Linked DNA regions of Homo sapiens: region 2 is linked to region 1. A link is an interaction called in ENCODE POLR2A ChIA-PET data of the cell type or tissue named here. Cell type or tissue: A673. All regions are shown on one strand. Each heading gives the region's core, and the rest is flanking DNA. Links, peaks and the distances in the headings are about the cores only.

Region 1 (10,832 bases), core at 1,798-5,797:
AGAGGAACAGTGCCTTGCTGGGTTCTGCCAGAGTAGCTATGCTGGAGACCCAAAAATATTACCTGCAATCGAGTCTTGATGCAGGGCATCCGAGCTCCAGTCCCTAGCAGACCTTTCCCGATTACCATGACAGCCTCTGGTTTGTCTCCAGAGGACAAGAGTGAGCAACTGCTCCCTAGGGAACAGAGGAAACTGATCAGGGTAGGGGTCACAGAGAAGAGGAGGTAACTTCCAAAGGATCAGGGTTTCTTAACCTTGGCACGTTGACAATTTGGGTTGGATAATTCTTTATCGTGGGGAGTAGTCTTGTGCATTGTAGGATGTTTCGCAGCATCCCTAGCCTCTAAACAATTTATGCTGTTTCCTCATCTCCCCCCTCCTCAGTGTAACAACCAAAAATGTCTCCAGATGTTGCCTGATGTCACCTGGCAGCAAAATCACCCCTGGTTGAGGCTCTAGTCTGGTGGTCCAAGGGGTGGAGCAGCAACTCCAGGCTAGAATCGGAACGCACCCAAGCTTAACTCCTGTGTCAGTTTATACTGCCGCAATCATATGTTTAGCATTTGAGGATCAAGTCAGCTCTACCCAGGACTGGTGGGTTCAGTGCTACCCATTGAGGAGAGTTGACAGGTTGGGAGTAGGGGTCTTTGAATGAGGTAGAACATGTTGGACTAGAGTCTTAAAATCATTCCCATCCCTTTCTTTATATAGCTGGGTCTATAATTTAAAGGAGAAGAGATGGCTTTGTGTGAATGATACGGCTACACACAGCATTTAGCAGTGTTGACAGGAGAAAGTACCGTCATGCTTTTTTCATTCTCCTGTTTTGTCTAGTGTTGCCCAGCTCCTGGAGTCAGGGAATTTGCATAAGTAGCATTTTGCAGGTAGACAAAAGTCTTCAGGTTCCTCAACTGATAAAATGAGATTAAGTGTGTAGAGCAGTGCCTGGCACATAGTAAATGTTCAGTAAATGTTAACTATTGTTTTATTACACAGACACATTAATAAATTCCAGCTTCCTATACAAAGGCACCAGTGTTAGAGGTTTAGGATACCAAGAGGATAAGTGATGCCCCTGGTCTCCCAACTAGGCTTAAAGAACCTGGCCTGGCCATGGAGGAGGCTGGCAAACCCAGATTTCAGTGGCAGTGGGTACAGACCTGGTATGTTGAATGAATCAGGCAGTAGACAGGAGCCCAGCTTGTGTGAGGAGGCTGGGCCAGAACTAGTAGGAGCTGGGGATGGAGCGAGGCTGCCTGCAGGACGATGGTTCAGGGGCTGCTGCTGCCGTCTCCTGTCCTGGCTTCGGGGCTCTGAGTGGAAGAGATACAAGCAGATAAAAGGGCAAATAAGTGGGGCACTATGAGGCAGCCTTCACTGACCTGCTGGCTTCCGTGGTCAAAAGATGCCAGTTTTCAAGCTTGTCATCAGACCCACATCCCTCTCCTGAAGTAACTATTAATATAAGATGGGTAGAAAGACCTACTATTTATTACAGTTATCCATTCTCCACCAGCCTTCATCCTGCTAGTTTTTTTTTTTTTTTTTTTTTTTAAAGGTTTCCACTCTGTCATCCAGGCTGAAGAAGTGCACAATGGCACGATCATGGCTCACCGAGCCTCAGCCTCCTAGGCTCAGGTGATCCTCCCACCTAGCCTCCTGAGCAGCTGGCACTATAGGTGCCCGCCACCATGCTCAGCTAATTTTTTTTTTGTTTTGTTTTTGAGACAGAGTCTCGCTTTGTTGCCCAGGCTGGAGTGTGGTGGTGCGATCTTGGTTCACTGCAACCTCCGCCTCCCGGGTTCAAGCGATTCTCCTGCCTCAGGCTCCCGAGTAGCTGGGATTACAGGCGCATGCCACCATGCCTGGCTAATTTTTGTATTTTTAGTAGAGACAGGGTTTCACCATGTTGGTCAGGGTGGTCTCAAACCCCTGACCTTCTGATCCACCCGCCTTGGCTTCCCACAGTGCTGGGATTACAGATAGGTGTGAGCCACCGCGCCCAGCCTAAATTTTGTATTTTTAGTAGAGACGGGGTTTTGCCATGTTGCCCAGGCTGGTCTTGAACTCCTAGGCTCAAGAGATCCACCCACCTCCGCCTCCCAAAGTGTTGGGATTACAGGTGTGAGCCACCGCACCTGGCCAGTTTATTCTTTTGGCAAAGAAGTTACTGAGCTTGGCTAACACAGCTTTCCTTGGTTCCCCTCTTACCACTGATTGCTTCTCTTCCAGCTGTTCTTCCTGCCCCTTAAATGTCAAGTCTTCCCCACCATTCTGTCCTTGGGCCTCTCCTGCTCTACTTACTCTTAAACTCCCAAATCACTCTGTAGCCCTTTTCTCCTGAAATCCAGCTCTAATTGTCCACTGGAGATTTTTTTCCCAAGAAAGTCCCCTTGACAAAACAAAACTCATTCTCTCCCTTTCTTTCATTCTCCCTGTCTTCATGCAAAACCCAACTGCTAGAAACCTTGTTTCATCTTTCTACTATTCCTCTCTTAGATTTGCATTTGTGTAATCAAATCCTACAATTCTATCTCTGCATTCACCTGAGGTTTTTTTTTTTTTTTTTTTTGGAGACAGGGTCTCACTCTGTCACCTAGGCTGTAGTGCAGTGGCATGAACATGGCTCACTACAAACTTGACCTCCTGCATCCCAAGTAGCTGGGACAACAGGCACACGCCACCAAGCCCAGCTAATTTTTAAATTTTTTGTGGAGATGGAGTCTCACCATGTTGCCCAGGGTGGTCTGGAACTCATGGGCTCAAGCGATCCTCCTGCTTCAGTTCCCAAAGTGCTGGGATTACAGGTGTGAGCCATTGCACTGGGCTTGAAGATCTAAAGGATGAAGTCTAAACTTTTGAACACTACACATTCAAAGCCTTGCCCACTATAGTTCCAGTCTGCAAATCCTTAGTAGGATGCTGATTTGATCCTTCATACCCTCTGCTATAGACCCCATGGCTACTAGTTGTGTGTGGTTCCTCTGGAACTGTTTCCTTTTCTAGTGAAACCATGACCATCTTTCATGTCCCATCTCAAATGTTACCTCTCTTACTTGAAGCTTACTTGACCATTACAGGCAACATTAATTGTTCTCTTCTCATTACCTTCATCCTTTGTTTGTGTGGCTAGTAGTTCATGGTTTCTGTTTAATTAAGTTAGTATGTGTAAAGTACTTAAAGGCACATACTACTCAATAAACATAAGCTAATATTTTTTCTAACTGGAACTTGAGTTTCTTGGGAGTAGGGACTTTGTTGCCTCCAACACTATATATCCCAGTGCCTGTAAAATGCTGCCTGAAAAACCAGAGACCTTAATCAATGTTTTGTTTACTTGAACAGCAGACACCATGAGCTGGATCAATCATCTGTGGGAGTCTAAAGGCATACAGTTATATCCTTTGGGGCAGCTGTCTCTGGTCCACTCATGTCTCGAGACTTATTACTACAAGTTCTGAAGGGTGGGGCCCAGGGGGACAGATGGTAAATGGATGGGGTAGGGAGGCTTGCAGCTTTGGCGTGTCCTTCCTCATCACAGAGGAACAGCAGGTGCCAAATGCTCTCAAACTGATGGGCTATTAACTTTTCATAGAACTGAATTCACCAGAGGTGCCAGCATGCCAACTGACCATTAATAAACGTGTTGGATATGAAAATCCTCTAACTTAAGAAGTGACAGTAACTTCATCTTCCCAGCCACACTGGGAATTAGCAGGCAGTGACAAGAATACTTTTGAAAGGTCCAAACCAGGTCAGGCACGGTGGCTCACACCTGTAATCCCACCACTTTGGGAGGCTGAGGCAGGCGGATCACTGAGTTCGGGAGTTCGAGACCAGCCTGACCAACGTGGAGAAACCCCGTTTCTACTAAAAATACAAAAAATTAGCCAGGCGTGGTGGTGAGCGCCTGTAATCCCAGCTACTCCAGAGGCTGAGGCAGGAGAATCACCTGAACTCGGGAAGCGGAGATTGCAGTGAGCTGAGATCGGCCACTGCACTCCAGCCTGGGCGACAGAGTGAGACTGTCTCAAAAAAAAAAAAAAAAAAAAAAGGTTCCAAACCAAAATGGAAAAAAAAAAAATTGAATGGAAAAAAAAAATCGATACTTGTATGAATAAAGAAGAAAGGGAGAGATCTCAGGATGGAAGCTACTCTATTATGAGGAGATATGCTGGGTACCAATTATAGGTTAAGACGGTGGTCAAGAGTCAAAAACGCCAGGCACGGTGGCTCATGTGCCTTGGGAGGCTGAGGCGGCTGGATCACTTGAGTCCGGGAGCTTGAGACTAGGCTGGGCAACTTGGTGAAACCCCATCTCTACTAAAAAAAGAAATACAAAAATCAGCCAGGTGTGGTGGTGTGCACCTGTAGGCCCAGCTACTAGGGAGGCTGAGGCTGGAGGATCACTTGAGCCAGGGACACGAAGGTTGGAGTGAGCTGTGATCACGCCACTGCACTCCAGCCTGGGTGACAGAGCGAGACTGTCTCAAAAAAAAAAAAAAAAGTCAAAAACAACCAGATGTTAGGGGGCTAGTGAGAGTTGTTGGCACAGGTTGCCAATAGGATAACAGAAGTCAAGACTCGTGGCCATAGTCAAATAACCTAAAACATTAGCTACCACCAATGACAGAGATAGTCTAGGGCCCAGAGCCAAGTAATTCTGTGATTAAAATGGATGTCAGGATGATGTCCAGCTGACAGTGCACAGTAGGCAGAAATCATGAACTTGATAGAGGAAATAGTTTAGATAATTTGAGAAATATCTACACACACAGGCATGCTGAAACCATATTAAGGGACAAACCTTCACCCTACCCCAGGAAAGGGTAAAAGCAAGTGAGAAAGAACAAGCAAGAGTGCAAGAGTGATGTGATCAGCTCTGCTTCCAGAGGTTATGAAATGGTATCTTATGGCAACCAGCCAGATGTTCCATTTTGGGGGTGGTAGGATAGTACTGGGCAAAGGTCTAAGAGGTCTGAGGGGAGACTGATCTCCCCTTGAATGAGTCAGAATGGGTGTTCTAAGGTCTCACTGTTTACAGCAGCAGTTACTTGACTTGTGCCAAGGTCCTGTGTGTCATCCTCCCTGAACGTCTTTGGAACCGTCCCTAGCACTCCAGATCTTAGTGAATCCCTGGGACAATCACAGACCTGATTTATGCCCTCTGAGGGGTAGAAAGGTGGGACAAGCATTCTTTTTTTTTTTTTTTGAGACGGAGTCTCGCTCTGTCGCCCAGGTTGGAGTGCAGTAGCGCGATCTGGGCTCACTGCCAGCTCCGCCTCCTGGGTTCACGCCATTCTCCTGCCTCAGCCTTCCGAGTAGCTGGGACTACAGGCACCCACCACCACACCTGGCTAATTTTTTGTATTTTTAGTAGAGATGGGGTTTCACCATGTTAGCCAGGACGGTCTCGATCTCCTCGAGACCTCGTGATCTGCCCGCCTCGGCCTCCCAAAGTGCTGGGATTACAGGCGTGAGCCACCACGCCCGGCCGAGACAAGCATTCATTTGGTTCCCAACTTCTTGCTTTTTATTCATTCAACAAATACTTGCTGTTCACTTACTAAGTGGCAGGCAGAGGACTAGATGCTAAGGGCATAAGTAGATGTGTTAGGAGACACTTCCTGAAGCTTTTGTTTGCAGTGGAAAAAGTAGCCTTAAAGCCCTCTTAGTTCCTCTGTCTTCTACCATCACTGAATCCTGCCCCCTTTTCTAATACTTATCTCTCTTTTCCAGATGCTGGTATTGGCTCTGGTCATCTCACCCCGTTTCCTGTCCAATATGTACAGTTCACAGACAGTGTCTTACACAGTCTTACGTTTATTCCCATTTGTAGAAACACACAGTTGTTGCCATTGTCTCAGTTAAGCTCATAATCATTGTTCTCAAGACATTTCAGCTACTGCTCTCTTCACCTAATATCCTTGGTGACGGGCTTGGCCTTTTGCATACCCACCTAGGTACACAAGCTTTTTGTCCTCTCCACCCACCAGCTCTGTTCCTGCTCCTGGCTGTCATTTCTCACTTTGGGAATGTTTCTGTCAAACTATGTCTTACCTATTTTTCAAATTATTTCTTAACTGAACATTCTTTGGCTAATTACTCTTGTGTTTATCCACCACAGTAGTTCCCCAAACCCTCAGGATGTTTACAGTGTTTGTGCGCTCTCATGTTGTATTTACTGTCCTGTTTCCCCTATTAAGTTTCAAGTCAATCAACCAGGAATTACTTAGTACTGACTGTGCATATTTTCTATTGGTAGGGGGAAGTAACAGAGAAATAGAATACATGTCCTTCACCTCAGGGGGCTCAATGCAGTGTTGTGCATTGGAAGCGGGGCAGGGAGGATGTCAATAAAATAGTGATTAAAAAGTGCCTAGCCGGACGCCATGGCTCATGCCTGTAATCCCAGCACTTTGGGAGGCCGAGGCGGGTGGATTGCCTGAGGTTGGGAGTTCAAGACCAGCCTGACCGACATGGAGAAACCCCGTCTCTACTAAAAATACAAAAAAAATTAGCGGGTGTGGTGGTGCATCCCTGTAATCCCAGCTAATTGGGAGGCTGAAGCAGGATAATCACTTGAACTTGGGAGGAGGAGGTTGTGGTGAGCCGAGATCATGCCATTGCACTCCAGCCTGGGCAACAAGAGTGAAATTCCGTCTCAAAAAAAAAAAAAAAAAAAAAGGCCTAGATGGGCACAGTGGTTCATGCCTGTAGTCCCAGCACTTTGGGAAGCTGAGGCGGGTGAATCCGCCTGAGGTCAGGAGTTCAAGACCAGCCTAGCGAACATAGTGAAATCTTGTCTCTACTAAAAATACAAAAAATTTGTTGGGCGTGGCGGCGGGTGCCTATAATCCCAGCTACTTGGGAGGCTGAGGCAGGAGAATCGCTTGGACCCAGGAGGCAGAGGCTGCAGTGAGCCGAGATTGCACCATTGCACTCCAGCCTAGGTAACGAGCGAAACTCTATCTCAAATAAAAAAAAAAAAGAGGGGCCTAGAATATTCCAGTGACAACCTAGAAAAAGCTCTTTACTATTTCCCTTTGTAGTCAGGAAAGGAGAACTTAGGATGCTGATGAAGGAATTCCCAGGAACTATGAGTTAAGAGCTAGAAGAGGCTGACCAAAAAAGAATGAGGTTGGGTGCAATGGCTCACGCCTGTAATCCTAGCACTTTGGGAGGATGAGGCTGGTGGATCACCTGAGGTCAAGAGTTCAGGACCAGCCTGGCCAACATGGTGAAACCCGTCTCTACTAAAAATACAAAAATTGGCCGGGCACAGTGGCTCACGCCTGTAATTCCAACACTTTGGGAGGCCGAGGCAGGCGATCACGAGGTCAGGAGTTCAAGACCAGCCTGACCAACGTGGTGAAACCCCGTCTCTACTAAAAGTACAAAAATTAGCCAGACGTGGTGGCGTTTGCCTGTAGTCCCAGCTATTCCGGAGGCTGAGGCAGGAGAATCACTTGAACCTGGGAGGCAGAGGTTGCAGTGAGCCAAGATCGCACCACTGCACTCCAGCCTGGGCAACAGAGCAAGACTCGGTCTCAAAAAAAAAAAAAAAAAAAAAAAATTAGCTGGATGTGGTGGCATGCACCTGTAATCCCAGCTACTCGGGAGGCTAAAGCAGGGGAATCGCTTGAACCCAGGGGGTGGAAGGTTGCAGTGAGCTGAGATCACACCACTTCACTCCGGCCTGGGTGAAAGAGTGAAACTCTGTCTCAAAAAAAGAAGGAAAGGAAAAGAAACAGAAGAAAAACTTTAAGCAGATTTACCATGGGAAACTAGGCCACTGGAGCATGAGAAGATACAAGTTGGAACAGCTGTGCAATCTTGGAGAAACCACTCTTAAATAGCCTCAGTTTACTTGTTGGAAAAATGGAAACAACATCCATCCCATAGCGTCTTTGTGAGGATTAAATGAAATTTATATATATGATATTATCTTGTTCACTGTTAAATGCTATGTAAACATAAGGCATTATTATTATTTTTCAAACACAGTGCACAAGTGTCCTTTCCTGATGAAGATAGACTCTCAAACAATGGGGCCTGGAAGCAGATAATCAAGTTGCCTGTCAGGGATAGAATATCTCAATGGTCACAGCTGGTAAGGACCATTGCCCTCTCCTCCATGGCTTCTCTCACTAGCAGTCAGATTTACACAGCCACTGACACAGCACATGTCTGGTCTGTACCAACAGCTAGGGTGCAAGCTGGGAAAAGCTAACAAGGATGAGTATGCTGGAAGACCAGCAAAGCTCTTAGCCCCAGCTGACAAGCCTCCATACTCTGGGCAAGACTTCTGTAGTGCAGAGGCCAGTACAGTATTGATTTGTGGTTTAGCGTATTTCCAGAAGTGGCACTATAACAATCTCTCCCCCTCCGCAATCCAGGTTACTCCCGTTAATTTTCTCTTCTTTTTCCCTAAAGGCCCATCTGTTTCTGGTATATAATTTTGACCCAGAATCTTATCAGGCAGGGTCTCATCAGGCAAAACCTGGGGGTTACTAATGCACAGTTAAGCAACTGTGCTCACTGCTGGAAAGAGCTAGACTGCTGCATTTTATACCTAGAAAAGAAATTGTCTGCAGTTGTTCCATTTTTCTTTGGAAGAGTTAGAATCCTTCTGATATCACTTTCTTTTCTTTTTTTGAGGCAGAGTCTTGCTCTGTTGCCCAGGCTGGAGTGCAGTGGCACGATCTTGGCTCACTGCAACTTCTGCCTCCTGGGTTCAAGCGATTCTCCTGCCTCAGTTACCTGAATAGCTGGGATTACAGGTGTGCACCACCATGCCTGGCTCATTTTTGTATTTTTAATAGAGACGGGGTTTCGCCATGTTGGCCAGGCTGTTCTTGAACTCCTGGCCTCAAGTGATCTGTCTGCCTCAGCCTCCCATAGTGCTGGGATTATAAGCATGAGCCACTGCACCCAGCCCGGTATCACTTCCTTAATGAGCTCTGAAGCCAGGAAAAATTTCAGCCCATAAAGACCACAGATAAGATTCCCCATCATTCTACAGTACTGCAGTTTGGATTCTGAGGACATTCCCTTAACTGCCCCCATGAAGACAGACTGACATTGTCCGTGACGTGGAGGCTCCATGTCCTGTTTGGCACTGCTTCAGCTAGTGTTTCATCCTTGGAAACTTCCCTGGCTCCTAGCATGCACTGAAGCCCAGATACCCAGACTTCCCCCTCTGGCCACACACAATACCGCTCTGGAATCATGCCGCAGGGAACACCAAGGTCGTAGGAGAGGCCACAGGTTCTGCTACAAACTAATTTTATTGATTCACCCCTTGGTCCTGGGCCAACAGTATATCTTCAAGCTCTTACTTCCCCCAGCAATGCCCCAGACAACCGAACACATGTTGCAGGGGCTCCCAGACTGGCTTACCTCTGACGGGGCCCAGCACCCGGTGGGTGACCTTTTGGGTACTAGAGCCCAGGCCTGGCAGCCCTGCAGGCCGACTGCCATGAAAAGGAAAGCTGGGGGAATTCTTCATCTGTGGAGAATTTTGTTGGCTGCTGCTGCTACCACCGGCACTTGTGCCGGTGCTAAAACTTCGTGCCCGACTCAAGGTGTTTTCGGAGCAGGAGACAGGCAACCCACTGCAAAGAAGCAGATGCCAGTTAACCCGGGCCAGGAAGGTTGTGTCCTAAGGCTTTCCCTAGGATCTGCTGCTCAGTAAAGCTTCACCTCTGGGGTAAAAAGGCACAGGGACCCATCCCAAGGAAGAAGTGAGGAATTCATGTCCGTGGATGAAGTATCTAACCTGGGGAATACCAGCTAATCTCAAAATGTCTTAAGGGCCATCCCTGAGCAGCTTTATCTCCCAATGAATTTCACCCCTACTGCCTTGGCACTGACCCTTGAACTCCCTTCAGTCAGTCATTCACAACCCTTGGAAGCTGAGGCCTGCCCCACTGCAATTATATTTGATTTTGTACAGGGCTCTGCAGCAGTGAATCCCAAGCCTGATACTCAGATCTCTTAGGTGTATGTAGCTCAGAATAAAAGGGAAGAGGATCCCATTCTAAAAGAATAAACTAATCTGACTAATTTTAATTTACCCTGAAGATATTTGCCATTTGGCACTTTGAGGAGGATGGAAGGAATATAAATCCCTTGGAACTCCTAGCTCTAGAGCCCTGTCCCACTGTCCTACCCTTTCTCCCTCCTATTTTGCTGGCCTTACTTGTGACTTTTGGGTGGAGTTCGAAGGCCCCTCTTCTTGTTGACACCCACATTCAGAGTGCTGCTTAGGCCTCGGCTGTTGCGTACATGTTTCAGCATCCAGGCCCGTAGATTAGTAAGGCTGCTGTGCTCTGACAGTACAATTCGGGGCCACGGATTACATTCCGCCATGTCCAGGGCTGCAATGGCCATAGCTCGTCCCACCTGTGGGGTAGTCCAGTTTGGCTCAGCATGCTGGTCCTCCCATCCAGGCTGCTACCTTGGGGTGGGTACACAGCACAGTGGAAGGGAAGGAGGGGCCAGACCTATAATTTGCTCATTGGATGCCCTAACCTTTGTGCCCAGGCTGTTTATTGCAAACGGATTTGGAGCTGTTCCCTAAACTACCGCCAATTTGGGGGCCCTCTTCCATTATGAGGGGCAAAGTGTGTCCTTTCTTTCTGGCTGGTGCCATGAAGGAATTCTCCTAGCAGGAAAGGGGTTTGAATCCCTTCTGTAACCTACAGATCTACTTTTTTTTTTTTTTGAGACGGCATCTTGATCTATTGCCCAGGCTGTAGTACAGTGGCGTGTGATCTCGGCTGACTGCAACCTCTGCCTCCCGGGTTCAAGTGATTCTCCTGCCTCAG
Region 2 (16,571 bases), core at 6,827-10,826, 140 kb after region 1:
GTTTGCAATGGTGATAACACGATGAGTGGCTTCAGCTTCCAGCTGTTAGAAACAAAGGACAGGAGGAAACCAAACTTCACCATCTCCTCCAAGGATACCCACACCATACTCTCCCCTTCATGGAGCAACTGCACCCATAGGGGTTGGCTCGGGGCAAAGCCCGGGCAGAGGCACTAACCTCCAACTACCTTGGCTCACAGTGAGGGAGAATTCTAGGTCTTACAATACCAGGCACGCCCTTGCTGGATGCTACTTGGGGCTTAATTAAAAGGCAAGGAAACAAAAGTAAATAAAAACCCAAGGTCATGTCTCTCCTTGTTTTCTGGTGTATTCTCTCCATAGCCACCTCAGAACTGCAGCAAAGGAGAAATAGTGGCTGATTTGACTCCGGAAATTAGCCTAGATTAGGGTTTCTGCGCATGGTACTATTGGCATTTGAGTTGTATAATTCATATATATATATATATATATATATATACACACACACACACACACACACACACACACACACATATATATATATATATATTTTTTTTTTTTTTTTAGATAGGGTCTCACTCTGTCTCCCAGGCTGGAGTGCAGTGGCATGATCATGGCCCACTGCAGCCTCCACCTCTAGGGCTCAAGCGATCCTCCCACCTCAGACTCCTGAGCAGCTGGGACTACAGGCATGCGCTACCATGCTTGGCTAATTTTTTTTTTTTTTCCCAGACGGAGTCTTGCTCTGTCGCCCAGGCTGGAGTGCAGTGGCGCAATCTTGGCTCACTGCAAGCTCCGCCTCCTGGGTTCACACCATTCTCCTGCCCCAGCCTCCCGCGTAGCTGGGACTACAGGCGCCCACCACCATGCCCGACTAATTTTTTGTATTTTTAGTAGAGACAGGATTTCACCATGTTAGCCAGGATGGTCTCGATCTCCTGACCTCGTGATCTGCCTGCCTTGGCCTCCCAAAGTGCTGGGATTACAGGTGTGAGCCACCATGCCCGGCCCATGCTTGGCTAATTTTTAAAAAGTTTTTGCAGAGATGGAGGGGGTCTCCCTTTATTGCCCAGGCTGGTCATAAACTCCTGGGCTCAAGCAATCCTCCTGCCGCAGCCTCCCAGTGCTGGGATTACAGGTGTGAGCCACTGCACCCAGCCGAGTTGCGTAATTCTTTATGGTGGGGGTGTCTGCGCATTGTGGGATGTTTAGCAGTATCACTGGCTTCTGCTCGCTAGATGCCTGTAGCATCCGCCCTGCCCCCCAGGTTGGGACAAGCAAAAATATCTCTAGATATTGTCAAATTTCCCCTGGGGAGCAACATCTCCCCTGGCATAGACCCAGGGCCCTCCCACCTTTAACCAATAGATAATGGCGGTGATAATTATTGGTATTACGACCACAGCCAAAGCCTTGCTCTTTCCCTTGTATTAAGTAACAAAGAAAGTCTAGTGTGTGTGTCCACCCCTTGCTCTCTCCTGTTCTCACAGGCATACCCTCTGTGTTTCAGTCGAATCTGGTGTGTGTTTCTCTACCAATTCAGAAGTGCCAAACAGGACCTATATTCAAGGGCTCTGAAACACAGGCACTGATCAGGGCAGTGAGGGGGCACTCCTCAGCGGACCCACTCGTGGGCCAACTTGGTTTCTGGGTAATGGCAGTGCCACCACATCCTGTGTCCTGCTCCTTGTCCCTCGAGGCCTCCCCCTCAATCCCTCATGGATAACCAACCACCCATCTGCATTTTTAGGCTTTGAAGAAATGAGAAGTTTCTCCCCCTCTTCTAAAACAGTAGAGAATGTGTAAACAGGGTAATAGGGCAGGAATGCGTTATTCGTCTAATGTGGTCCCTCTAGAGCAGAATTCTTTAGCAGGGGGACTGTAGGGGATTTGTGTCAATGCCATGCAAAACTGTGCACAGGGATAAAGCCAGAGGGCAGGCGGAAAACAGCTTTGAATGACCATCTCAGCAGGTAATGAGGGGGAGGAGCATAGACTTGTATGTGTCTCCTGTTTTTGGTGGAAAGGGTCCAAAGCGGCAGTCCCCAACCATTTTGGCACCAGGGACCGGTTTCGTGGAACACGATTTTTCCACAGACCAGGACAGGGATGGGGCAGTGGTGGTGGGAAATGGGGAGGGATGGTTTCAGGATGAAACTGTTCCACCTCAGGACTGGGCACGGTGGCTCACGCCTGTAATCCCAGCACTTTGGGAGGCTGAGGTGGGTGGATCACTTGAGGTCAGGAGTTCGAAACCAGCCTGACCAGCATGGTGAAACCCCGTCTCTACTAAACATACAAAATTAGCTGGGTGTGGCGGTGCATGCCTGTAATTCCAACTACTTGGGAGGCTGAGGCAGGAGAATGGCTTGAACCCGGGATGCAGAGGTTGCAGTGAGCCGAGATTGCGCCATTGCACTACAGCCTGGGCAACAAGAGCGAGACTCCATCTCAAAATAAATAAAATAAAATAAAGAAAGAAACTGTTCCACCTCAGATCATCAGGCATTAGTTAGATTCTCATAAGGAGCGTGCAACCTAGATCCCTCGCATGTGCAGTTCACAATAGGCTTCACACTTCTATGAGAATCTAAGGCCACCACTGATCAGACAGGAGGTGGAGCCCAGGGGGCTCTCAGCTGGCCCGCTGCTCACCTCCTGCTCTGCGGTCCTGTACCGGTTCATGACCTGGGGGTTGGTGACCCCTGGTCCAAAGTATTCCTCAGATGCTCAAAGGAATGTCATCCCCCAAAGGCAGAGTTTATAGTTTGAAATTTCTTCTAACACCTGAAGGCCTTTTCAGTCTGTCTTTTGTCTCTTGATTCAGTTTTGGGCACAGCAACCCCAGGTGTGCTGACATTGTCTCCCCTAGATCCTTGAAATCAGAATCAAATGGAAATTTCACCCGTGGAGAAAATGATGCTATACACACACACACACACGCACACACGTATGTGTGTGCGTGTGTGTGCGTATATATATGTATGTGTGTGTGTGTATATATATATATATATACTCTATCACCTTGGCTGGATTGCAGTGGCATCATCACGGCTCACTGCAGCCTCAACCTCCTGGGCTCAGGTGATCCTCCTGCCTCAGCCTCCCAAGTAGTTAGCTGGGACTACAGGCATGCACCACTATGCCCAGCTAATTTTTTTTGTATTTTTAGTAGAGACGGAGTTTCACCATGTTGCCCAGGCTGGTCTTAAATTCCTGGGTTCAAGCCATCCACCCACCTCAGCCTCCCAAATGTTGGGATTACAGACATGAGCCCTTGTGCCTGGCTAATTTGTATGTTTGATGTCTCCTCCATCCTGGAAGATTCTGTCAATCTACATGAGAGACGCTGACAAAGGCTACAGGAAGTGTTTCTCACCTCCTCTGGACGGCTGATCTCGATTCCTTCTGGGCCTGTGATCCCCAAATCCAGTGCCTCCTTAGCACCCTGGATAACAGCAAGAGAAAGAAAATGGAGAGAATCACAGAGACACCGTGTAAGAAAATACTGAACCCAAGGGACAGTGAAATATGCTAGACACCGCCTGTTTCAATAGGCTTGCTTCTTTTCTCACTTCTGCAGTGTTCGTCTTCTAAAGAAGGCAGAGCATGCACAGGCCGCCCATGCAGTGGGGCTCTCCTGATTCTCACTTCATAATGACTGAACATATCTTGTTCTCTTAAAAATACAGTTAAGTATTATAACTAGCAACAGGCCTGGGACACCAAAGACAAGCACTCTTTACTGATTTCAAACTCAGAATTCCCTCTCTGGAAATCGAGACTAAGCTCTAGCTTCCAGCAACTGCTAGGCTAGCCCTTACCCCAAGACCTAGGAGAATGCACCAGAGGCTTATCCTTCCTGGTGCCATGAATAGATCTCTTTAATGTCTCAGATCCTCTGAAGAGGCCAAATGGGAAGCGGATTCTTATTTATTCTGTATATCAAATCTCATTAAAAATATGTCTGAGAGGTGCTCCAAATTCTCTGCTATAATGGAATTTAAATCTCATATCATTAGAATTAAGACATCATCACCTACGACTTAGAAGCCTTTTTGAACCATAAAAAGAGATTTGTTTTTTACAGACAGTAGTAAAGTTTGGATTTTCTGACCAAGATCTGACAGCTGGGGTGTCCACACCTCACACTTTAACAACTGATTTTGTCTGAATCCTGTGGGATCAGTGACGGGTGGTCAGGAATCCCCTGAGAACTAACTGTCTCCACTGGTGTCCCTCCATCCAATATTCTTGGCTGCAGACTTGCCTCGGCCACAAGCTCCCCATTTTCAGCATGGACGCGGGCGATTGCCCCAATGTCCTTGCAAGCGTGCAACACTTGGTACAGCTCACTGTCTCGAAGCATGTACAGGTCCTTGTAGGTCATGAACATCTGGAACGAGTTGACACCCTTCTCCCTCACCAGTGTCTCCATTTCTGCTTTCACCTGGAGAACAAGTAGAAGGGCAATGCTGCGTGAGGGCAGACACCCAAGAGGCCGACTGGCAGGCACCGGCCCAGCATGGGGGAGATGTGGGGCCTGCCCCAGCTCAGTCTGTCGGTTGACCCCCCACACCTCTCTATCTCACTTTCCTCCCACCCCACAGGCTGCTGTGAGGCCACCTGAGTAGATGGATGCGGAAGTACTGTGAAAATTGTCAACACGACACAGTTTAGGAGCCACATTGTTACCTTATAGGCACGTTTCTCCTATCACTTAGGCCTGTCCCCTATGTCTGTCTCCAAACCAGCCTTAATGGTAAACATAGGAATAATGATTTTAATTTCTGTGGGCTGTTGCCTGGCATTACAAAGAAGGCATACTAATGCTAAAAATCCAGAGGTCCTGGGAAAACCAAATTTAGGAACAAAGCTAAACATGAACAAAGTTATGAGAGTTAGGATATTCCTAACATTATTTGTACTAGGAAAAACATGGAAGCAACATTGGCCTGATAACAGGAAAATAAGTTCAGGTTCATCCACTTGGTAGAATATTAAGTGGCCATTATATTGCTGGTTCATGAACTTCATGGCAAAATAGAAAATGCTCACACCTATGCAAAATAGCTACTCTGTGAAAGCATGGATGAAAAAAGATGGGAAAGAAAGAAGTTTAACAGCAGGGATGGTGCTGGGGGTTACTGGATTATGTACTTCCTTTCTTTTCTATTTTTCACATCTATAATTAGAAACATTTATTTGATTATTATAAAACAGAATTTTAAATTCCTGATGCATGAAAGTCACCATAAGCTCCAGGAAATTAGGGAGGGTTGGCCTGGCTTCTGTGCTGCTGGGAACCTGAGAAGACCCTCTATTCTAGGCCAGCTCCAGGGGAAGTAGAGAGTGGCTCAGAGGTAGAGGCCTCTCACCCAGGAGAGTGTCCAAAAAGGAGACCCCCATTTGAGATAAGGAATGGCTGACATTCAGCGTGATCTGCACCTCTGGCCCAGAACCGGGAGGAGGTCTTCTATAAGTGCCAGGTCAGAAATAATGAAGAAACCGGGTGAGCCCCCAGCTCAAGGCTAAGACCCGAGGGCAGAAATATAGTGAGGCTTTAGGTTATCATCTGAGAAGGGTGTTAGGCCCTTTATACCAGGGCCTGCAACTGAAGAACTTCATAAAACTTCTTTTTTCTTTTTATGATTAAGAACAGAGTTTATTCGAGCTCAAAGCTTGAGGATGTCCACCTGGGAGCACAGATTCAAGCTGCCCTGAATATACACTCTGATTAGCAGCAGTTACAAGTGGGTTTTTGACGGAAAATGAAGAGGCAGTTCCTGAGTTGGTAAAACTAATAATGCTTATTATTTTTATGATTCTGGGGCACCCACCAAAGTACTGGTACATGGGGCTTAATAAATAATTGATGAAAGAATGAATATCCAGACTGCTACCCTGGGCAAAAAAGCAGAAAAACCCCAGAAACAAAGCCAAATCGAAATGCCTGTAGATTAGGAAGAGCAAGGAAGTGGGAATCCGGGGAGAGGAGTCTGGACTCTGACCCTGGGGCCTGGGCAGGGGGAGGACAGGAAAGCCAGAGGCCAGGGGCACAGACACAAAGGAGGCACAGAGGCTGAACTGAGAAAGGCTCAGGGGGTGCCAGCCTCAGTCACAGACCAGGACAGCCTCGATGCTTCTCAGAGCAGAAGCTGGGCCCCCAGTAGGAAAAAAGCATACCACATTCCTTTCATTCCAGACAGTACTGAGGCAGGATGGGAGCCTCAGTTCGGAGACCTCAGCGCAGTGTGGTGGACTCTCAGTACACATAGGATATGGGATATGACCCTCTGCACCTGAGCCCTGCTCAGGCCTCTTCTCAGCAGCACTGCCCATGACCTGTCAGTGGTGCCCTACATTCACACGAGACGGTAAGAGCCTCATGGTCAGAGCAATGAAACTGCATCCCCAAGGCCTGGGCTCTGGCCTTGGCCTCTCTGTGCCTGCCGGAAAATGGCTCATTAAGTTAAGCAGCACAAGCCCATCCGCTCCCCTTATGGAATCCCAAGTGTGTTTTCTTTTGGCATTGTGGGGAGCTAGGATGGTAGTGGGAGGGGTGCCCCACACAAGCAGGAGGCACTGCACCCCAACCAGCCCCTCTGCCTACAAGACCACTTGTGCCTTCTTCTGGGATCCCACCAGCACTGTTACCTTGGGTGCCCACCAGGTGATCCCCACGTGGAGGGCGTAATCACAGCAGACCTTGGGGTCGGCCAGACCTCGGCACTTCTCATAAGCGTCCACAAGGGAGGTCTCCTTGTCGGGCAGGACGTGGCCGATGATCATGGTGGTGCCTCCGACGAGTGCTGCCTGGGAAGACGGGAAAAGGCAGTCTCGTCACAGCCCTGCCTGCCCCCGAGTCAATGATGTGGTGAGACATGGTCCTCATGGTCCATTCAAAGACAGGCCCTGCCTCACAAGAGGCTGTGAGGACCAAGGGCAGCGAGGTTTGGGAAACTGTAAAGAGCCATGTGGAGGTGCGAGAGCCAGCGCGACCTTCATCATGACCACGGGTCCCCAAACCTGCTTCTTCCTCCGCCAGGGTTTCAGCTTGGCGCGCTGGAAAAACCACATCGTGGGTCACCCGACCTAAGGCCTATCTTCCCAATGAGGAGATTCTCTCCCCAAACGATTTTTAGCCAATTGACTCTATAGATAACATGATCAAATGTCTGCATGTAATATATAACATAATATAGTGTTGTATCATATAATAACATAATATTGATGGCATAATCAAATGTCTGTTTATATCATTTACTTAGTTACACACGTATATTTGAACCACGATATAGAAAATGTTAATTTGGATATATTGTTTTGTTTTATGCTCTCAAATTTCATGAAGCAATTTTGTTCAAACATTTTGCACGCATCTTCAACCTCAGGGTCTTTGTCTTCAGTTTTTCTAAGCATAGGGGCTTCATTTTCATCTATCTTGTTTGAGACAGGCATTTTTTAGATGCATGTGTGATTTATCAGTGAAAACGGATCCTATTCACAACTCCGCAAGATACCACTTTAAAAAGAAATTGTTAAAAAGCCTCACTCGCAATCATAGAGTGAACCCCCAGGAAAAATGACTAAATCTGTATTAGAGATTCCCCCACTCAACTTTTTAAAAGTGAATTTCATCAGGGGACTTCTGTGAAGTTCCAAAACTAGCATCGATCAAAGGCTATTTCAGGCTAATGTGTTGTTCCCAAACAAAACTTAAAATAGAATTAAAATAAGTGAGAGTGGGTGCAGTGGCTCACACCTGTAATCCTAGTACTTTGGGAGGCTGAGGTGGGTGGATCACTTGAGGTCAAGAGTTCAAGATGAGCCTGGCCAACATGGTGAAGCCCCGTCTCTACAAAAATACAGAAATTAGCTGGGTGTGATGGTGGGTGCCTGTAATCACAACTACTTGGGAGGCTGAGGCAGGAGAATTGCTTGAACCTGGGAGGTGGAGGTCGCAGTGAGCCAAGAATGCGGCATTGCACTCCAGCCTGGGCAACAAGGGTGAAACTGTCTCAAAATAAATAAATTAATTAAATTAAATAATTGAGAGTCCCATAACATGAGAGTCTTTGTGAGGGCTCTAAGACAAAGTGACTCTTTTTCTGGTGAGAAATGGTTTGAGTCCTTACAGTGCTTCACGGCTCCACGTTCAAGTCCCTGCTCTGCTCCCTCATGGTTGGAATAACCTCTGCCAGGTTACTTAACTTCTCTGGATGCAAAGTCTTTACCTACACAATAGGGTGGCTTCCTTGTTGGGTAGTTGTGAAGGTTAAGTAAAACATTGCTTATGGAACAGATGTGGTAAAAGTGTTGTCCTAACATGTGTGTTTAGTTACTCAGAACTTAGGTTTTTGTTTTTGTTTGAGACTGGGTCTCACTCTGTTGCCCAGGCTGGAGTACAGTGGTGCAATCATAGCACACTGCAGCCTCAAACTCCTGGGCTCAAGTGATCCTCCCACCTTGGCCTCGCAAAGTGCTGGGACTGCAGGCATGAACCACTGCACCCAGCCAGAATTTAGGTGTTTATCTGTTTTCTGTAGGGGAGAAAAAGAGCTCCATGAAATTGTCTTAATGGTTTCATGCTTCTCTATTCAGTTAAATCCTTGATCACAAATGAAAAATATTGCTGGGGAATAAGGGACTGAAAAAAAATTAGCTCAGTGGCCCAACAGCAATTAAAATGAAAACTCTCACAACCTTGATGTTCCATGACGCAGGCTGGGCCAGCGAGAATGTTCCCAGTCGTCCTGGGGAACTCAGTGGTTTGACTGCTTGCACAGCTTAAAGCAACCAACAGAGGGTGGTAGTTCTGTGGCACCTGCAGGAGCTGTGATGGGGGCGGCAGAGGAACCGGGAGAAGGAGAGCAGTGCAGATTGTAGCTTTACTAGCAGGCTTCTATTTCCGATTTTGCTGGATCGTGCCAGGCTGATTCATCCTCACAGCAGGTGGTTGTACTCTATTTTGTCCTGAAATGCATCTCTTGCTTTTACATGTGCACGTGGGGGTGTATATTGAGCTTTACACACTAAATTGTTTCATTTTTCTGTGGCTCTAGATTGCTTTCCTTTGCACTCCCACAGTACCTCTGCAGGCTTGGATAGGAAAAGAGGAACCTGGAAACAGCACAGTGAGATAAAAGAGCCAGGACCAGTCCTCATACTGTGGGTCCCAGGGCAAGAGGAGAAAAGGAGGATCATGTGCTGATTCTCTAAACACTCAAAAGTTAGATCAAGCTAAAAAACCATTACACAGAATATACTCTATCCTCCTACTCTGTCAAATACATCTTCATAAAGGCCAAAAGGGCCTGGCCCTTAGAATCCTCAAGTTCCTTAAAATTCTGAGCTACACTTCAGGGATAGTTGGCCTCAGCCTCTGTGCCTGCCCCCAGCCCACACGCGCCTATCCTGAATTGATCCTGCAGCCTGCAGACCTAAGCTCTGTCCACCTTCTGCAAAAATGCTGTCCTTGAGCCTGGTATGCACACATTGGTGGTCTGTCCCCCAGGAGGAGAGATTCGGGGTTTTGTAGGCTCTGGAATGCTCAGGGCTGTTTCTCAGGGAATTCTAGGGACCCAGAGTGTAGTTTAGGAATGGGTGAGTGGGGTCTGGGTAGACACAATCCCCAGACCTATGGGGCAGGGGTACAAGTTGTTGGAGGGCCCGAAGAGGACCCTAAAGTCCAGAGCCCTGGGAAGAGGCCCCTTTTGCCTGGGTCTAAGGACAGGAACTGAAAATAGTTCAGGAAGGAGTTGGAAGCATAGGAGGTGGTCTTGACTTTCCCACGTGTTGGTTGTAATCTAGGAGCAGCCACGTGCCCCCTGACCTGCACCTTACTTCTCAGGGGTCCCCAGAGGGTCAGGTGGCAATGGATGTGAGAGCATCTATGAGCTGGGAGGGGCATGCACATAAGTATCTGGAATAATTATTACCGCTGTTACCCCAAGGCCTCGAAACAAGAGTTTCACTGGATCAGCAAACTCTCCCCCAGCTGCAGGCTCGCAAGCCCACACCACACACTGATGTTCAAGCACTTGTTTCCTCTTAGGCAAGACATACATAGAGTTGGCTTTTTGAATATGTACCATTCCAACCCACAGGATGAATGCTGACAAGCTCTGTTTTCACAGGAAAGTGGTATCACAGATGTGACAGACCTTTTTAGTGTCATCCCCCACAAAACAGCCTTGTAGAAATCGGCAGCAAGGCACAGCCCAATTGTGTTCCCGAGGCTTTCAAAAGGATGATGTTTAAGAACATGTGATTGCTGAATGCTCATGACTTTTTACACAAAAAATGGTGTTGGTTAAGTACGCTGCAGAAGATCTTTAATGGAAGCCAATAAAAATGATGTTCACTAGAGACGGGGTTTCACCATGTTGGTCAGGCTGGTCTCGAACTCCTGACCTCAGGTGATCCACCTCGACCTCCCAAAGTGCTGGGATTACAGGCGTGAGCCACCACGCCAGGCCGAGCTATTCTTTTAAGGTAAGCTTCCTGACAACATGAAATAATTGGGGTTTTTTTTGTTTAGTTACGTTAGGTTTTGCTATATCCCCGGGCCAAATAGCATGTGACACAGGACAGCCATAGTATAGTGTGTTGCTCGTGGTTGGTGTCCTTTCATGCTTCTGCCCTGTCAAAGGTCCCTATTTAAAATGTGTTATAATACAAACAATACAAGGAAGCACATGGTGTACAAAATACTTATGTATTTATGAATTCATGACCAAATTAAATGTGAAACTTTATATTTAAAAAAATGATGTTCACGAAGGCTGTCAAAACACGGAAAAAGTTTTATACTGTAATGAGTGAAAAAGACTTGATTCAAAATGCTTGGAACCATGTTTAAACACACATACTCCCCACACAAGAAATAAAAATGCAAGGAAATAGACCAAAATATTAACAATGGTTTGTTTGTTTGAGACACAGTCTTGCTCTGTGGCCCAGGCTGGAGTGCAGTGGTGCAATCTTGGCTCACTGCAACCTCCGCCTCCCGAGTTCAAGTGATTCTCCTGCCTCAGCCTCCTGAGTAGCTGAGATTACAGGCACCTGCCATAATGCCCGGTTAATTTTGTATTTTCAGTACAGATGGTGTTTCACCATGTTGGCCAGACTGGTCTTGACCTCTTGACCTCAAGTGATCTGCATGCCTCAGTCTCCCAAAATGCTGCGGTTATCGACGTGAGCCACCACGCCTGGCCAACAATGGTTATTTTTGAGTGATGAGATTCTGAGGAATTTATTTTTTCTACTTCTCCAAAATTTAACAGAATATATGAGTTTTATAATGTACACTTCAGAATAAATTTGGAGGAAGTTAAAACTGCAGTATTTAAAATTTTAGCCATTCTTAATGTGTTTAAAATATTTTAAAGTTATGAAATATTTCAAACAGAGTAAAATACAGAAAATAATAAAACATATACCCATATTTCCACTACTCAAACTTAACAGATGTTAACATTTTTGCCATGTTTACCTCAGATGCTTTTTTTTAAAAAAAAAGAAATGAAATATTTCTGATACAACTAAAGCCCTCCATCCTATTCCCATCCCTCTCTTCCCTGAAGATGGCATACATTCCTCTCATCTATGTTTTTATGCTTTTACTATGTAAACACATAACATTTAAAAATTTATACAAAATTTATACAATTAAAAAAATTATACAAATAATATCTATCATACTGTCTATATTCTTTTGCAACTTGCTTTCATGTACTCAATATTATCTTTAAGATTTATTTATGTAGATTTATTTCATTCCTTTTAATTGATTCATTGTATAAACATGCCTCCATGTATGAATGCATTTCCAAGTTCATGGACATTTACAACTTCACACAGTGCTTGAGCATTCTTGAACGCATATGAGCAGAGACCTCATTCTAGGTGGACACTGCCAGGAAGCAGAATTGCAGCTTTGTAGAACATCCTCATCTCCAACTATTCCAGACCTGATCATGGAACAGCCGATCTCACAACAGCCTCCTTGAGCCTGGTGGCTGACCAAAAGTGCCCATTTATCAACCCAAGCCCTTATTTTTAAAAATATAAATGTTTAAAAAAATCTGTCCAGCCAAGCATTTCCCATTGTATAGGTGGAAATTTGTTTTTATCCTGACATCTCTCACTATTAAATTAACAGAGACATTAGGATCATTTGTTTAACCAACAGACACTGCACCATTGTATATTATTTGGAAGAATATGAAACATCATTTTACAATTTCAAAGTGTCGCTATTATTTTGTTTTTGACATTTATAACATACTACTGGGTAAAGCTGGATTTATTTGATGCTCATTTGTTCCCTAAGAAAACTCAGTATATTTAATGGTAATCCATTTTATGACACAGTTTCCAGGCATACACTTGGCAAGGCGCAGGAACCTGTACTAGAACTCAGTCTAAACCTTTTATAAACACCATCTTTATACTTCAGAAGTTCATCAGACCACCGTGGGGCTCATGGGGGTCTCCATATTGACCAGGGTCCTGCTCAGCAAGTTGGAAAGACATTTCAGATACTTGTGGCCCTTCAGATAAGATTTATTTGCTGACATCACGGCATTGGAGAGAACAATGCGTTGGTCACTTCCAGCTTTATCAGGACAAAGACCTTTGAAGATTCACTCTCTTACCATCTTCTACAGGACTGCCCTGCCGCTCCAATATGTTTTGCTGAATTTCCTGTAGCAATTGCTCCCCAGCAACCCTGCCCACAAGATTTGGTTCTCTTGCTTCAAGGCCAAGAACCTGGTCAAGGCACAAACTTTGCGCTCTGCTATTGAGAAGGCACTTGGGCTACAGCCAATTCATGGAATTTTTCATTGAGGAAGGGGAGAGACTTCCTAGAGCATATCTTCATACGAAAATATGCATGGAAAAGGGGTGTATGTTTGAGGAGGTGACTGGAATCAGAAAAGCAGGATCTACTATTACTGGTATGTATATAGATTAAGGCCAACTGAATCTTTATAGAGGGAACAATACTGCACTAAGAATCAAATGACGAGTGGATGTGCTCTGTAAACTGGTAAGCACAGTGCAAACATGTCTGCAGCTCTTAATGCTGCTGGAAAAGCTATCATTTGTTCGGATGGATCTGCCTCTCTTGGGATTGCTGAACCACTTCCTTTTCTTTTCACATTAAAATTATCTTCCATCTTTTATTCACATCCTCCCGAAGTACCAGAGGAAAAAAAAAAAATAACCAGCTCGGTAGTTTCTCTATTGCTCATGGTAACCTCCTTCACCTTCAGCGTTCTGTTGGCTACTTATTGGCCCTCTGGAAAGCAAGCTCTGAACATCACCATGGGATGTGAACAACCCCCAAAAAGGGTCCAAGCATTTCATCAAGTGAGGTGATGCATGTATGGTACCTGGAACCATGCCTGGCACGCAGGAAACACCTTTCCCATTCAAATCACAAGCCCACTGTCCAGGCCCACCCAGCTCCATGGGCATGTCGCCCATGCAGCTGCACAAGGCCCTACATTTAGAAGGGCTCTGCACTTGCTTTTTTTTTTTTTTTTTTTTTTTTTTTGAGACAGACTCTTGCTCTGTCACCCAGGCTGGAGTGCAGTGGCATGATCTCAGCTACTGAAACCTCCGCCTCCCAGGTTCAAGAGATTCTCGTGCCCCAGCCTCCCAAGTAGCTGGAACTACAGGCGTGTGCCATCATGCCTGGCTTATTTTTTGTATTTTTAGTAAAGACGGGATTTCACCATGTTGGCCAGGCTGGTCTCGAACTCCTGACCTCAGGTGATCTGTCTGCCTCGGCCTTTCAAAGTGCTGGGATTACAGGCGTGAGTCACTGAGCCTGGCCATTCCGTGCTTGTTTTAATGTTCTGCTGTCACCATCTGGAAATTCTTAATAATTTTTAAACAAGGAGTCTCATATTTTCCTTTTGCACTAGGCCCTGCAAATTATGTGGCCAGTCCAGCCATCAGCTTATCACCTGCGCTGGCCTGATGTAGGGGGATCAGGCCTTACACTGGGCTTCATTGTCAACTCAGCTAATTCACATGGGTGGGGGGTTGCTGAGGACACCTGACCACTTGGCCCTTTCTCTGATGATCCCCTTCCAGGCAGCTTGCATGCTGACCCCCACTCCATCCTCTTTGCACCACCCCCCAACCCCACACCCAACCCCAGCACCTTCTGTCAAATACTTCTTAAGAAAACAGCCTCTTCCAGGGCATCCGAGAGATGCATGATTTGTTCTCCGAGGCCCCACTCTCTGTCCCTCTGGCTACAAACAGCCCTCAGGCCTTATCTTGACTGATAATTTGCAGCCTGTTGAGCTCATCCTGAAGCTGACAGGTTTTTCCCTAAATAGCACATTTTTAATTGATTGCACTCCTAAACTTCCTTTTACTTTCCACTCCTACCTTCTGGGTCTACAGCCTTTACCACATCATCCAGGGCATGGTCCCACTTCCTGACCTTACTTTGCTCTCACTATAGTATCCTGACAAGAATCAGACATTCAGGCAGGCAGATCTACGTTTAAATTCCAGCTCCGTCACTTATTAGTTGTAAGATCTTCAGCAAGTTACTTAATCTCCTTGAGCTCCGTTTCTCCATTTGTAAAACGGAGATAGTAATACCTCCCTCATGGAGTTACTATGAGAATTAAATGACATACAGCATATAAGGCACCTAGCCCAGTGCCTGCACATAGTAGGAGCCCAGTAAATATTCATGAGGAACAAGAAGCATAATTTGTAGGTAGCACTAATGCGCAGACTATGTGCCCTCTATTATGTGTATCAGATGCTCCAGAAGAAGAAATGTAAGCATCTTAAGGAGCTTAGAGTCCAGCTGGGAAACAGGAAAGGAGAAAAGTTCAGTTTTAACAGAAATGACTTCAAAATACTATGAGACTACAAGGCAGCAAGAGATAGTATTCCTCGATGCGGATGGAGAGCAGCAAGTGCAAAAGCAGCCCAGTGGAAGGAAAGGTCATGTTAGGATAGGAAGGCTGTGAGTGGTGGATAGGCATGACTTGACCAGGCCAGGATGCTCCAAGGTAGGAAATGGTGTAGCAAAGTCGGGGGCACAGTTGGAAGACAGAGAACAGGCTGAGGTTCGGGCTGAGGCAGGTCTGATTAGGACCAAACTGTGGGGACTTTGATTAATCTGATTCCATCACATCGGCAAAGTTTGTCAACTTGTGTGGGTGGAGGTGGTGGTAGTGAGGGAGTTTAGGGAGTGTGAAGTTTAGGAGCACATTTGCAGAGAGGAGTCAGGCCACACTGCCATCCCTGGACATGTCTGGCCCAGGATGGGAGGCTGTCGGGGGAGCTGGGATGCACTTGATCTCTGCTGTAAGCCACGTGCAGCCACAAGCAGGCTCTGGGCAGAGGAAGAACATGAACACTGGACTTTGCAACATTACTCTGGCTGTAGTGTACAAGCTCAAGGGCAGTGTTGGGATGATGGACCTGACTGGAGCCTGGGTTGGAAGAGACATATGTGATTCATGTTTCTTGGAAGAAGCAGCAAGCTTTGATGACAGACGAGGAGGTGAAAATAAATAACGGGGGAGGTTTTATGCTTGGGTGACTGAAAAAATGGCATCAGGAGAGAGAAAATCAAATTTAGGGGGAAGGGAATTTTTAGACACATGGAGATAGAGCTGATTAAGAGACATTCAAGTGTTGATGAAAATTGCTAATAATTAACATCATCAAACACTTCCTGTGCCCAGTTTAATTCTCCCCCAAATAGGGGCCATTATTATCCTCATTGTTCAGATGAGGAAACTGAGGGCTCATATTCTCATCTATTAGGCTGGAGGGACCTTCTTCCCATTCATTCAGGAGAGGGGTGGCTAAAGATGGAGGTGATCAGAGGAGACTGAGAGGAGAGCTGAGGAAGCACAGGTCCTTTGTCCCAGACTTCTTAGCAGAACAGGAAATAAAACCAAAATCCCAGATGGAAGGTTTTGGGGGAAATCAGGAGTGTTGGTCTGAGCCAAGGTGAGGCTTAGGAAAACCATTTGGAAAATGCACCGCAGAGTCAACCAGAGAGGCAGTAACAGGGCTTGGCTGAAGTTACCATGCTGTTGTAATGGGCCCACTCTGAACCAGGAGCTGGGGCACAGAAAGCACTCTGGAAGAGCTGAGGGGCTGGGAGCCCAGGGGTCAGGGATGGCCGACAAAGGGGTCCAGGCAGAAGTCCAGCACAGCCACAGAATGGGAAGGGGTCCCAGGGCATGCTGAGTTTGGTTTGGAGCTCAGAGCGACATTTGCATTACTCGGTTTGTTAGAAATGCAGTTCAATTCTCCGATGGTCCATGGAGGCAGGGCAATGGTGGGAGAAGCCTGAACTCTGGAGCCTGACAGACCTGGATTTGGTTTCTGGCTGTGTCCCTGAGGAGTCCCCTGGTCTTTAGTAAGTAGGCCTGGCTTGGGTGGATGGGGTACCATTCCCTGCAGGAGGTATCCCTGGAAGAGGAGTGGGGTTGTATGGAGGACACGGAGCGTGTTAGGTTAGGCTTTGGGGCATCCAAGGCACAATGTCCAGTAGGGAGGTGCACAGAGGTGGCTGGGCTGCAGCTGTA

Evidence for each region. Peaks named below come from ENCODE experiments on the same cell type or tissue, not always from the same donor. Only the 100,000 strongest peaks of a DNase experiment are listed, where the experiment ranks them.
Region 2: POLR2A ChIA-PET joins it to region 1 with 6 read pairs; 4 of 35 experiments call an interaction of 5 or more read pairs at or near these places.

What each region holds. Positions count from the first base shown.
Region 1 is chr2:27,057,975-27,068,806 of GRCh38, reverse strand. AGBL5 (AGBL carboxypeptidase 5) reads right to left here. Exons shown (of 15, transcript NM_021831.6): 10 at 10,205-10,407; 11 at 9,403-9,617; 12 at 1,161-1,313; 13 at 63-175. Among named protein-coding and RNA genes, the nearest start is that of OST4, 8.3 kb to the left of the region's middle. In A673, for the core only: no CTCF peak of the experiment used is centred there; no DNase peak of the experiment used is centred there.
Region 2 is chr2:26,915,111-26,931,681 of GRCh38, reverse strand. DPYSL5 (dihydropyrimidinase like 5) reads right to left here. Exons shown (of 13, transcript NM_020134.4): 3 at 6,637-6,795; 4 at 4,250-4,429; 5 at 3,359-3,427; 6 at 1-42. Among named protein-coding and RNA genes, the nearest start is that of MAPRE3, 47 kb to the left of the region's middle. In A673, for the core only: a CTCF peak has its summit at 8,778 (motif pointing right); a DNase peak (open chromatin) is centred at 8,841; H3K27ac peaks cover 771 bases.